Regions from separate parts of the Mus musculus genome. Here region 1 is linked to region 2. A link is a loop called in an ENCODE intact Hi-C map of the cell type or tissue named here. Cell type or tissue: heart. All regions are shown on one strand. Links, peaks and the distances in the headings refer to the core of each region. The heading gives the core; the rest is flanking DNA.

Region 1 (5,828 bases), core at 609-5,608, 110 kb after region 2:
CAGATCTCTGAGTTGGAGGCCTGCCTGGTCTACAGAGCGAGTTCCAGGACAATTAGAGCTATACAGAGAAACCCTGTTTCAAAAAGTAAAAAAGAAGACAGATAGACAGACAAATAGACATGTATGAAATTATTGAAGGATAAGTAAAAGAAAAATTTCTAACAAAACAAGGGCATGGTGCACATGCCTGTGACCCCAGTGCCGTTGCAGGCAGAGACAGGAAGTGCAATGGGGCATGCTGGCTGCCGGCCTAGTTCCAGGTACAAGGAAGAGATCCTGTCTACAGTGCCTCAATGGATTCAGGTGGAGAGTGATAAGGACCTACTAATCTTGCTTCCATATACACAGACATATGCAAGTACAGCACACTCATGGAGCCCTCAAACCCACACAAATTATAATGAGAAAAGAAGGAACAAGTGCAATTAAGAGAAAAGAGGGGCTGGAGAGATGGTTCAGTGGTTAAGAGCACTGACTGCTCTTCTGGAGGTCCCGAGTTCAAATCCCAGCAACCACATGGTGGCTCACAACCATCTGTAATGTGACCTGATTCCCTCTTCTGGTGTCTGAAGACAGCTACAGTGTACTTACATATAAATAAATATGTTGTTTTGTTTTGTTTTTTTGTTTTTCGAGACAGGGTTTCTCTGTGTAGCCCTGGCTGTCCTGGAGCTCACTTTGTAGACCAGGCTGGCCTTGAACTCAGAAATCCACCTGCCTCTGCCTCCCAAGTGCTGGAATAAAATATATCTTTAAAAAACAAAAAGACAAAAGAAATAGCTCCTAATTTAAAAGGTATAATGAAGCTGGAGATGGGTGGGTTCTCAGTAATAGTTTAAGAAGCATCTCAGCGAGTGAAGATTTCTTACAAACCATCGAAACTAACTCACTCTCAAGACCATTAGGCTGTAGATTTCTTACAAGCCAGTAAGAAAAGCCTAGAATAGAAAAATTGGACAAGCTCCATGAACAGACAATTAAAAGGAATCTACATGATCAGTGCAAAATGTTTAATGAATCTGTGATAAAATAAGTTGTATTTTCTACCAATTAATTTGACAGGGCCTGATTAGTGTGTACAAAGAAATGATCAATAGTAATGTAGCCAGTGAGAAAAAAAAAACTGGGTGGAAACATGAGTACTGTTGCTTCAAGTAGGATCAAATCAAGTAAGAGAGATTGGGGATGAAGACATTGAGAAAGAATTAAGACTTAGAGACTGATGTCTAACCACTTATATTTTTGCTGACTGTTCAACACCAAGCTTCTAGAAAATTTTAGATAAGTAATAACTTGTGTTGGATGAATAAGCTATCTCTGATAAATAAGGCTCATCAATTCCTGAAGGTCTACTCAGGTTAACACTAACTGACTTGAAGGTATATGCCTAGTCTCTTTGTATTTGCTAACTTTGTTAAGGTTTAGCTGTTTGGATAAACTGAAACATAAAAGAAACTTGTAATATTCTATAATGACACACCATGAACAGACCAGAAGACTGACGTTCCCAGTCTCTTTGTGGACAGTATAGTTTAGAGCCATCATGTCCTCATTTTTATTAAAATTTCACATTTATTAATGTATGTATGTGAATTTGTATAGAGGTCAGAGTACAATTCAATCTCTTCTTTCACCACGTTGAGTTCTGGGAATTAAATTCAGGCCATCAGGTTTGGTGGCAAGTGTCCTTACCTGCTGAGCCATCTCCATTGCTCCCAAAACATTTTTAGTATATGGATCCCCCAAATACCTGAGAGTCACTTTTTTGCTCTTCTGTACAATTTTCTCATCTCAAGAACTTCCTTCCAACTCCACCTACAGAAAATTTGCATATCTATGAGGTCCAGTTCAAGTCTTTGTCAGTTTAGACAGAAAAGTTCTGCCTCAACTCCTCTACTCCTTCAGTACTGACATATTTTAACACCTCTCTGCAGAAGTCGATTTTTTGGCTTTCTTAAATTCAAGGCCATCTTGGGTAACACAAGCCAGAACTCAACCTAAGTAAATTTAGAATTTTTTTTTAAATTATGTGTACTGCCTGTGCCAAGCTGGCTTCAAATTTTCATTTTGAACATGCTCTTTATAAGGCAAATAAGGAAAGCAATTTCTCTTCTTTAAAATTAGGGAGAGAGAATTGGCGGTTACTAAATTGACCCAAACATCAAATCCTTACTGCCTTTCTCTTGGGGTGGCAGGAACAAAGCTCGTTTCACATGTAGAAAAACCTGCTGTTTCTTTCCACATTATTCAAAGCTTTGGGTCACCAAATACAACCCGAGGCGATCAGGATTCTCAAGGATCTAGCCAAATCCTTAGCCACTTCAATCTTACAGCGTTATCAGCATATTGAAAAACGAGTGGGTTATGAAAAGGCTATTTTAAATCTGCACATGGCATCACCCTTTTCCTCAACTCTGTCGCTTAGGTATGTCTGATTTTAACGACTAAAATCAGGAAACAGCACGGGCACATGGGAAAGTGACTCCATGTGGCTTGATTGTGAATCTAGGTAGTGTTTTGTTAGGTAAAGAGGTCTCAGGCTCCTGAGCTCAGGGCGATGACTCCGCAGGAAAGGCGGTGTCTGCTACCCAGAGGGATTTCACTCACTGCGCAAGCACACCGCCCGACCTCTCACCATTTGTGATGAAGGCCATAGGTCCCAGGCGGGGTTGGGACAGAGTTCCTAACTCAATGGGTCGGAAAGCCGTCTTCTGGATGTCCAACACACCCGCCCTGAGGGACTAGGGCGACCCACGCGAGAACGCGTGCCAGATCCGTCCGCCCTCCGCGGCGCGCGCCCGCCCGTTTGGTGACGGCCCGCCTTCCTCCTTCATACCCAATCAGCAACCACTTCCTGCCTCGCTATTGACCAATCACCACGCTCCACGAAGAATAGCCCTAGGGGGCGTATGGGAAGGCGCTTCGAGCGATGGCTGTATCTACCAATAAATTCTTAGATCTTGCGCAAAGGGGCGGGATCTGACGTTCGTTTTAGCCACTCAGGAACGAGGGGCGGACGCGGGGTTGGGCTTCGTGCGGTGGGGCTCGCTCGCGCGGCGGCCGTAGCCGAGGCCTCTTAGTTCTGCGGCACGTGACGGTCGGGCCGCCTCTGCCGCTGTCTCCACTGCAGCACGGGGCCGGGTGTGCGGGTGGGAGAAGGTGAGGGAGCCGCCAGTGGTCCCCGGGAGGCTCGAGGTGAGACGGGAAGCGTGTGCGGGGATCTCAGGCCCGGGACGAGCCTTGGGGGACTGGGCGAGCGGCGCCGTGGCGGAGGGGGTCGGGCGTGGCTGTAGGCTCGACGACTGAGGGGTCGGGCGGGCTTTCGAATGGCGCAGGCCTGGGCGGACGCGCAGGGCAGTGAGGAGAGCGGCCGGGTTAGAGAGGCTAGCCTGGGCAGCGCCGCCGGGGTCGGGAGGCGTGGCAGGTGTCCTGGGGTTTCCCTTGACCTCTGAGAAAGCTAACAACTTCCTACGGCTTTGCTTCTAGAGCTTTCTTAGGCCCTGGCCAGGCCCACCCAGAGGTGGGCTGAGTAATCCGGTACAGGTGTGGTATTAGAATTCGGCCTAGTAGGTAGCCCAAATAGCAGGGAAAGGTGAAGTAAATCCAGAGATAAGCGTTACAGATTAGAAAATAACTTGCCCAAAGGGAAGACTGGACCATAGCATCCTGATGAGGGAGTAGAATGTACTAGAACGTGTACCGCTTGAGAAACTTAAGGCTTAACTATTAAAGCACCTGCCTATTCGGTGGTGGATAGATAGTAATCCAGTGTGGGTGTTCACAGGACCTTAAGAGCAGGAGATACAAGCGAAAGTTCAGTTAGTGAGGGGAGGAAACTGAGGCCTAGAAGTTTGAAATGACTGGCCCAAGGTCATACAGGTAGTTCTAGTCATCCAGTTGGGATTGTAACTGAGCACTAGACCGTTTGGGTTAAAAGTCCTGGTTCAAGCACCTAACTGCAATTAATCGGGGGAGTGGGAATTTGGGAGATTTTTTTTTTCTACTTTAGGGCTCAGTCCCCAGGAGTAGACAGAATGACTGATGGGCCTTGTATTGAATTCCGAGGGAATGGGAATGAGAAATTGGATGTGTAGTAAAGGTTCAGTGGGTAGGAATCGAACTGGCTTCTTGAAATCCGAATGCCTTGGTCATTACACTGATACACTAATGTTTATATTGAAGGCCTGTGTGCCAAGACCTGAGGACACATTGATGACACTTTGTGTATTAACTGCTGGTCATGACACTAGTGATTGCATTGCTAGTTGTGTGAAGTTAAACCAAACTGAATACTAAAAGCTTGGCAAAGTTGAGCTACAGTCTCTTTACCCTTCAGAAATGGAAGAATCTGCCTGTTTTTTAAAAATAATTTGCCCTCCCACCCCTTTAAAGGGGGACAAGTTGGGTTACCTTAAAAATCTTTGTATATTTTCCAGTAACCTTTGAAAGGGCATGAACAGAATCAATTCTCATGTTGTACTTATACTGTAATTAAGCTTACAGGCCAGGCAGGGGTACACTACAGGTGAGCCAGGCCCTGAAGAACTGTATATAGTAGTGAGCCATTCACAATAGGAGTTTACCGAACTGTCTGTGAATGGGTGTCACCTCCTTGCTATCTTAACTCAACAGTGCAATTAACTCCTTAATCTTTCAAGAGCCACAAGGCATGTGCATCTTGACAACACACCTTGCATCCTTGTCCTGCAGAGGTCACTTGCCCAGTAAGAGAACTTTGAGGGAGTAGAGTGGCAGTTGCTAAGAATAACTGCAGAAGACTGTCCAGCATGATAACTTTAATTCCTATCCTTTAAAAATGGGAATGAAAGAAAGAAAGAAAGAAAGAAATGGGGATGAGTGTGCTACTTGCTTTGCCTTTGAGAGGGCAGATACTAAGAAACTGTTTGGGAAAGTGTAAGGAAATGGACAAATAGTATTGGCAGCTCATAAAAAGTCCTAAGAAGTAATTAAAGTGCCAAAGATAGTTGTAGTCTGTATAGCTTACTGTAAAACTCATTAGGAAAATGCTTGTTAAATGCTTTGTTATTGCTACAAATGCTAGGAAAGAATTTTTAGGCTTATTTAATTTTCTGTGTATGTGTGTTTTGCCTGCATGTATGTCTGTGTACCATGTGTGTGAGACCCATCATATTGGTGCTGGGAATCAAACCTGGGTCCTCTGGAAGAGCAGCAACTATGTCTTCAGCCCTGAAATTTTTCTTTTTTCTTTTTTTTTTTTTTTAAGGAATCTAGACAATTTTTATATTGTATTCTTGTCTTTAAAAAAAATCATTTTAAGATTTATTTAGGGCTGGAGAGATATCTCATCGGTTGGGGGCACTGGCTGTTCTTCCAGAGGTCCTGAGTTCAATTCCCAGGAACCACATGGTGGCTCACAGTCATCTCTAATGAGAGCCGATGCCCTCTTCCGGTGTGTCTGAGGACAGTGTACTCATATACATGAAATAAATCTTTAATATGTGTGTGTGTACTATGTACATATATATATATATTTAAAAATATGTGTATGTTGGTGTGAATATATATGCAATATATTATTCATGGGGGCCAGTAAAGGGCATTATATTCTCTAGAGTTGGAATTACAAACAGTTGTAAGCTGCCCAACTGGGAATTCAACTCTTAATCACTGAGCCATCTCTCCATCCTGCGTATTCACATCTTAAAGTGAATTAATAGGAAAAAGTTTCTTTTAAAAAAAATCACTTATTAGCTGGGTGGTGTGGTGGTGGCTCACCTTTGATCCCAGCATGAGGGAAGCAGAGGCAGATTTATCCCTGACTTCAAGACCACCCTGGTCTACAGAGT
Region 2 (5,828 bases), core at 527-5,526:
TGGCCCACCAGCCTGACACCCAGTATGCACCAAGGATCAACCGTCACAAAACACTACTCTGATGCTAAAGCGCCAGCTCAGCTTGGGCCCTGCTGCTCACTAGAATGCCTGCTGGTCTACCTGTGTGCCTGGTGGACCTGGACACACACACACAGAGTTTCCTGCTCCAGCCTATTTCCACTCTTCCCGAGACTCCACCCTGAAGCCTGTCTCTCCCCTGGGCCACAGCAGCATCTTCATCCCAGGGTTGGTCTCAGGTTCTTACCCATGGAGATTCTATTGACATTTCTGTCCGTGCACTCTCAAACCCTTTGCACTCTGCCATAGCCTCTTGAATCTACTCTGTAAACCACATAATAGAGACCTATAGAGAGCTATATTTACTGTGTGCAGTGTGACAGAATTAAAGTGGGAATCAATGAATCTGCATTAGCCCCTGCCACATTTCCGAAACAGGCGGGGTTGTCTGAGACACTGCCACCACAGAAACCACCAAGCATTGTGAAGGTGCACCGAGGCTGAGTCACTTCTCAGATCTTCAAATTCATCTGCATTAAATTTGGTGACGGCCCCATTCTTTGAGATGTGGGTGGATCTTCTATCGGTCAGTGTACTTGAGCCTAGCCCTGTGTAAGGCCTCATCACATGCTTCTCCTCCTGCAGCTTGGTGCAGTGGGCATGATGATCTACACACAACATGAACCTTTCCTCTGTGCCTCAGAGCACACAGACGCTATGCTAAGCTTCTCTATATTGTTCGAGGCTTAGTGTCTGTAATGCCAAAGGGAGCACAAATAATTTCTCATAGCAGCCATCCAACCACTACCAATAATGTGCTACCATCAGGAAACATATTCTAAGTTGTCCATGATTCAAAAAGGACTAAAATCCAAATTTTTAGGTGAAATTATTTGATCTCTAACAATCTACCACAACATTTTATTTTATTCTATTTGTTGAGACAGGATCTTACTACCTAGCCCTGGCTGGACTGAAACTGGTTATGTAAACTAGGCTGGCCTTAAACTCACAAAAATTTACCTGCCTCTGCCTCCAAAGTGCTGGGATTAAAAGTGTGTGCCACCACACCTGGCCTGCAACAACACTGTAATAATTTTAAACACTAAGAGTTCTGTGGTTTGACATGGTCCAAACTGTTAAATTCTTTTTTGCAAATTGTTACATTCTCATGACATTCGCATCTCCATCTTGCCAAATTCCCTTCTATCCCTAGTAAGAAAATAGGCTGAATAACCACATATCTGTAGGGTGACTTATCCAAGCCAGAGTTGGAAAGCAGAGACAATAATCACAAGGTACGTTGTGTGCTGCGTTTCCTTATCACTTAGGAATGAGGTTGGTTCAATTCCTATCAACTTAATTAATAGCAGAATACAGAGCTCATTTCCAGACCACCACTGCTGACCTTGCCTGCTAGGCTGTCATTCAGATTCATTTGATTTGAAAGAAAAAGCCCCACCACCACACACACACCTCTGACTCATCTGTCCTAATTTCTTTGGCAGCCCTTTTACAGCCTGTTCTGAAGAAAGCTGCCGAAAAATATGAAGTCGAAAATATTAGACATGAGTTGGCATGGTAAGGCACACATAAAATCCCCATACTCACTTGACAGAGGCAGGGGGATCACCAGTTCAAGGCCAGTGCTCTATTACTGAGTTCTAGGCCAGCCGGAGCTACAGACTGAAATTCTGACTGGGAACATAGCTCTGCTAGTTCTGCTAGTAGAGTGCCTGCCTAGCATGGTGTGGGGTCAGAAGCACTTGGGAGATGGAGACAGGAGGATCACAAATTCAACGGTCCTGTTGGTTATGTGTGTTGGGGGTTGGGTGAAGCTCAGTGGTAGAGGTCTTGATTAGCATGTATGAGATACGAAGTACAATTCCCAGAACTGCCATGCCGCGCGCGCGCGCACGCGCGCGCGCACACACACACACACACCCCAGAAAAAAGTAGTTAAGCACACCCCTGCCAAGTGGCCTACTGGGGGTGATGGGGACTGCGTTGTTGAGACAGGGTTTCTCTGTGTAACTCTGGCTGTCCTGGAACTCACTCCGTTGACTCTGCTGTCCTCAGCGATATTGCCTGCCTATGCCTCCCTGATGCTGGGATTAAATGCTTGTCCCACCACCACTTGGCTACATGGCCTGTTTTAATGTCTCCCTTGTGTGGGGGAAAGAAACAACAATAACAACAACAAATAAAAATCCAACAGTGAGATTTTGATTCAAAGGGGGAAAAGGCATGTGAAATGAAAGTTTAAAAGAGGAAGTTGTGTCGCAAAACGTTAAAATAAGGCGCATTCCCGGGGTGGGAAGTAGAAAGTCCAAAAGTAACTTCCAAGTGCTCCGGGCTGGGAATCACCTACGGTTAGGAATCGTACTTTCCCGAATGCTATACAAGGAAAGCAAGCCCAGGTGAGAGCGAGCAAGGCCGCAGCGGCTTAAGGTCGTCGGTCCAGGGCAGCGGCGGGTCACGTGACCTAACAACATGGCCGCCCGCGGAGAATGCCGCCGGGCGGGGCAGGATTCGGAGCCGGAGCCGGAGCGGGAGCCGGAGTCCGAGCCGGGGCCGGAGCCTGAGCCCCAAGCAGGCCTAGAGTCCGGGGAAGCGTTCGAGATCGTGGACCGGAGCCAGCTGCCGAGTCCCGGCGAGCTGCGGAGTGCGTCGCGGCCTCGAGTGGCCGACAGCTGGTCGGCGCCCATCCTGACGCTGGCGCGCAGAGCCACCGGGAACCTGTCGGCGAGCTGCGGCAGCGCGCTGCGCGCGGCCGCGGGGCTGGGAGACGGCGGCGGCGGCGGGGAGCGCGCAGGTAGGCCGGGGTCCCGCGGGCCGGGGCTGCTCCCGGGCTGGGGAAACCTGACCGGCCGGACGAGCTGCTCCGCGGAGCTGTGCCGCGCGGCGCGGCACGGGGCTCTGCAATTGGTGTCACCCACCGGGCCAGGGTGACTGCGGCCCGGGACTCCCCTCCCACCTTGTTTGTCTTTGTGAACCTCAGAGCAGCTGCGTCGTGATCACGGATTGACTTTAAATAGGAGGTTTACATTAGAGGCTTAGACGGAAAATCACCAGTGTTCGTATTTTGCATACTTGACAAATGAAGTCCGGTGCTGGTCCCCAGTTAACAATCTCGGCAGCCAGCCGGTTTGCACCTGCGGCTGAGGTTGACAGCGTATTCCAAAGTTGGTGAGAGCAGCGAGTCAGAGTCAGGAGGTTTTAGTTCCCTTTATTCTCCCGCCACTAACCCCCAACCCCACCCCCCGTGGGACGAAGACTTCCCATCACCTGTCCTACTCGCGTTTCCCAGTCTATAAAAACGGGGATTAAAAAAAAAATTAATCAGCTACGTTGAATAATCCAATTCAGCTGTTATGATCTAGATTAGAATTTCAGCATACCAATAAAGAACAAAAGTAAATTATTATTTGTTTTTTATAGCTGGGCTTGGTGATTCGGGTGCATACTTCCTGCACATGTTAATGTACGTGCTCAGAACTGCGCTAATTATAATCCATTGGTGTTTCTGAACATATCTAAAATTAAAATATAAAGGATAGCCAAGGGCGTTGTGGTGCTCGCCTTTAAGACCCGCACTTAGGAGGTAAAGGCTTGTGGAGCTCTGAGAGTTTGAGACCCACCTGGTGTACACAGTGAGCCCCTGCCTCTAAATAAATAAACAGACAAATAAATAAATAACCACGTTTCACTTGGCCTGGTCACTTACTGTGAATGGACCATGCAGACTTCAGGTTGCTGAGGTAAAGTGAGTGTTGACTGTAAATGCCTGGGGCATCACGTGCATACAATAGACTTTAGTACCCAGATTTTATTTTAAAGAACAAAATCACAACAAAAACAACAAAAAAGCTTCTTTCCTTGGTAATGAATTAACCTTGATTTTTCGGTTTTGGTCTTGGTTTTTGTTTGGGGTTTTTTTGTTTTGTTTTTAGTTTTTTGTTTTGAGACAGGGTTTCTCTAAGTATCCCTGGCTGTCCTAGAACTCACTCTGTAGACCTGGCTGGACTCGAACTCAGAAATCCTCCTGCCTCTGCCTTCTTCATGCTAGAATTAAAGATGTGCACCACCACCGCCTGGCAATCTTGGTTATTTTTATAACCTTTTCATTTGTGTGTGTATATGGGTTCACATATGTTTGTACATGTGCTTGTGTACTTGGAGACCAGAAGTTGGCTGTTTTCCTCAACTGTTTAACCCACCTTATTTTTGAGACAAGGTCTCTCACTAAGCCCGGAGCTAACCAATTGGCCACACTGTCCAAAAAGACCCAGGTGTTAGCATTCTGTCTAAACTCCACCCCCACAGTTACCTAGCAAGAGCCAGGCAGGCCTGACCCACTATAAAAGGGGCTGCTTGCCCCCTCCTCCCTCTTACTCTTGCTTCCCCCTTGCTTCTCTCTTGCTCTTCCCTTCCCCCTCCCCGTCCCCCTCTCTCCACGTGTTCATGGCCATGCCCGGCCTATACTTCTCAACTCTCTCCCTCTCTCTGCCTCTACTACGCTCTTAACTTCCCTCCCCATGCCCTGAATAAGCTCTATTCTATACCATCATGTGGCTGGTCCCTCAGAGGGTAGGGGGTGCCTTGGCATGGACCCGCCGAGGCAGCCCCTTCCCCCATACCTCACCACACCCCCATAGAACATATCTTATACCTCTTTATCTTTTTTTTATAAACACATCGCCAGGTATCGTCCTGTCTCTGCTTTCCCAGGGAAGCACTGGGAATACTAACAAATGCTGTCGTGCCCAGTGTTTAACACTGGGGATCTGAACTCAGGGCTTCAAGTTTCATCTCCAGCCCTGATGTTTTTAATCATTATGCTTGCCGTGCTGTGCCTGTGGAAGTCTGAGGATGCCTTTCAGGAGTCGGTTCTCCCCTTCTGCCATGTGAGTTTCAGGGCCAGCACTCAGATCACCCAGCCTGTACCCACTGAGCCATCTCACCAGCCCTGGTTTTTACTTTTTGACTCTTAAAACAATGGCTTAAAACGTACACACATTATGTACCTCCACAAAAATGTTTTCTTTCTTTATATCCATATCTTATCCTTTTTCCCATTTAAAATTGTTTTGGTTTTAGTTGTTTACTTAAGCCTGTTGGCTAAGAGCAAAGATACAGAGAGAATTAACAATAGTTCCCAAATCTCAGGAAGTTTTGGGTGAGGATGGAGAGAGGCTGGTAGTGGATTCAGGGTAGAGCTGGGTAGGAGGAATGGTTTCTGAAGTTCTGTACTGTAGCTAGAATAGCTAAGATCAGCAAGAACTACCGAATATTTTCTAACAGCTACTGGAGATGTTTTACTCAATCCTTCCCAACAGGGAAAGGAAAACTGTTTGAGATGGTGGATATGCCAGTTGCCCTGATGTTCGTTACATGTTAAATCTATAAGCCAAAATGTCACAGTATACCCCTTAAATGTGTACAATTACTGTTGCAATTTAAAACATGTTGACAAAATGGCCTGGTGGGTAAAGGTGTTTGCCTTCATATCTGATGGCCCGAGTTTAGTCCCCAAGGTCCACATGGTAGGAGGGGAGAACTGACTCTCACAACTTGATCTCTGATCACCACATGTGTACCATGGCGTGTGTAAACAACCCCCCTCACTAAATAAAATGCATATGTAAGTGGGCGTGTCCATATGTGTGGGCGTGTCCATATGTGTGGGCGTGTCCGGGGGCAGGATCATGGCTATTCCTGTGCTGCATCTTGTCTAACTGGAAAATCTTCAGGAAACAACACACAGAGACATCACCTGTGTTAACAGTGCCTTCTTCTAGAACATACCA

Evidence for each region. Peaks named below come from ENCODE experiments on the same cell type or tissue, not always from the same donor. Only the 100,000 strongest peaks of a DNase experiment are listed, where the experiment ranks them.
Region 1: it touches region 2 in a loop (6-fold over the local background); 1 of 42 quality-filtered maps calls a loop at or near these places.

What each region holds. Positions count from the first base shown.
Region 1 is chr11:50,322,860-50,328,687 of GRCm38, reverse strand. It overlaps Canx (calnexin), which reads left to right and starts at 3,015. Exons shown (of 15, transcript NM_007597.3): 1 at 3,015-3,195. It overlaps Gm46280 (a long non-coding RNA gene), which reads right to left and starts at 2,936. Exons shown (of 2, transcript XR_001780205.2): 1 at 2,636-2,936; 2 at 1,532-1,815. In heart, for the core only: no CTCF peak of the experiment used is centred there; a DNase peak (open chromatin) is centred at 2,867; H3K4me3 peaks cover 3,504 bases; H3K27ac peaks cover 3,002 bases.
Region 2 is chr11:50,427,789-50,433,616 of GRCm38, reverse strand. Rufy1 (RUN and FYVE domain containing 1) reads left to right here and starts at 2,492. Exons shown (of 18, transcript NM_172557.3): 1 at 2,492-2,833. The coding sequence starts at 2,512. In heart, for the core only: a CTCF peak has its summit at 2,702; DNase peaks (open chromatin) are centred at 2,526 and 2,726; H3K4me3 peaks cover 2,078 bases; H3K27ac peaks cover 1,780 bases.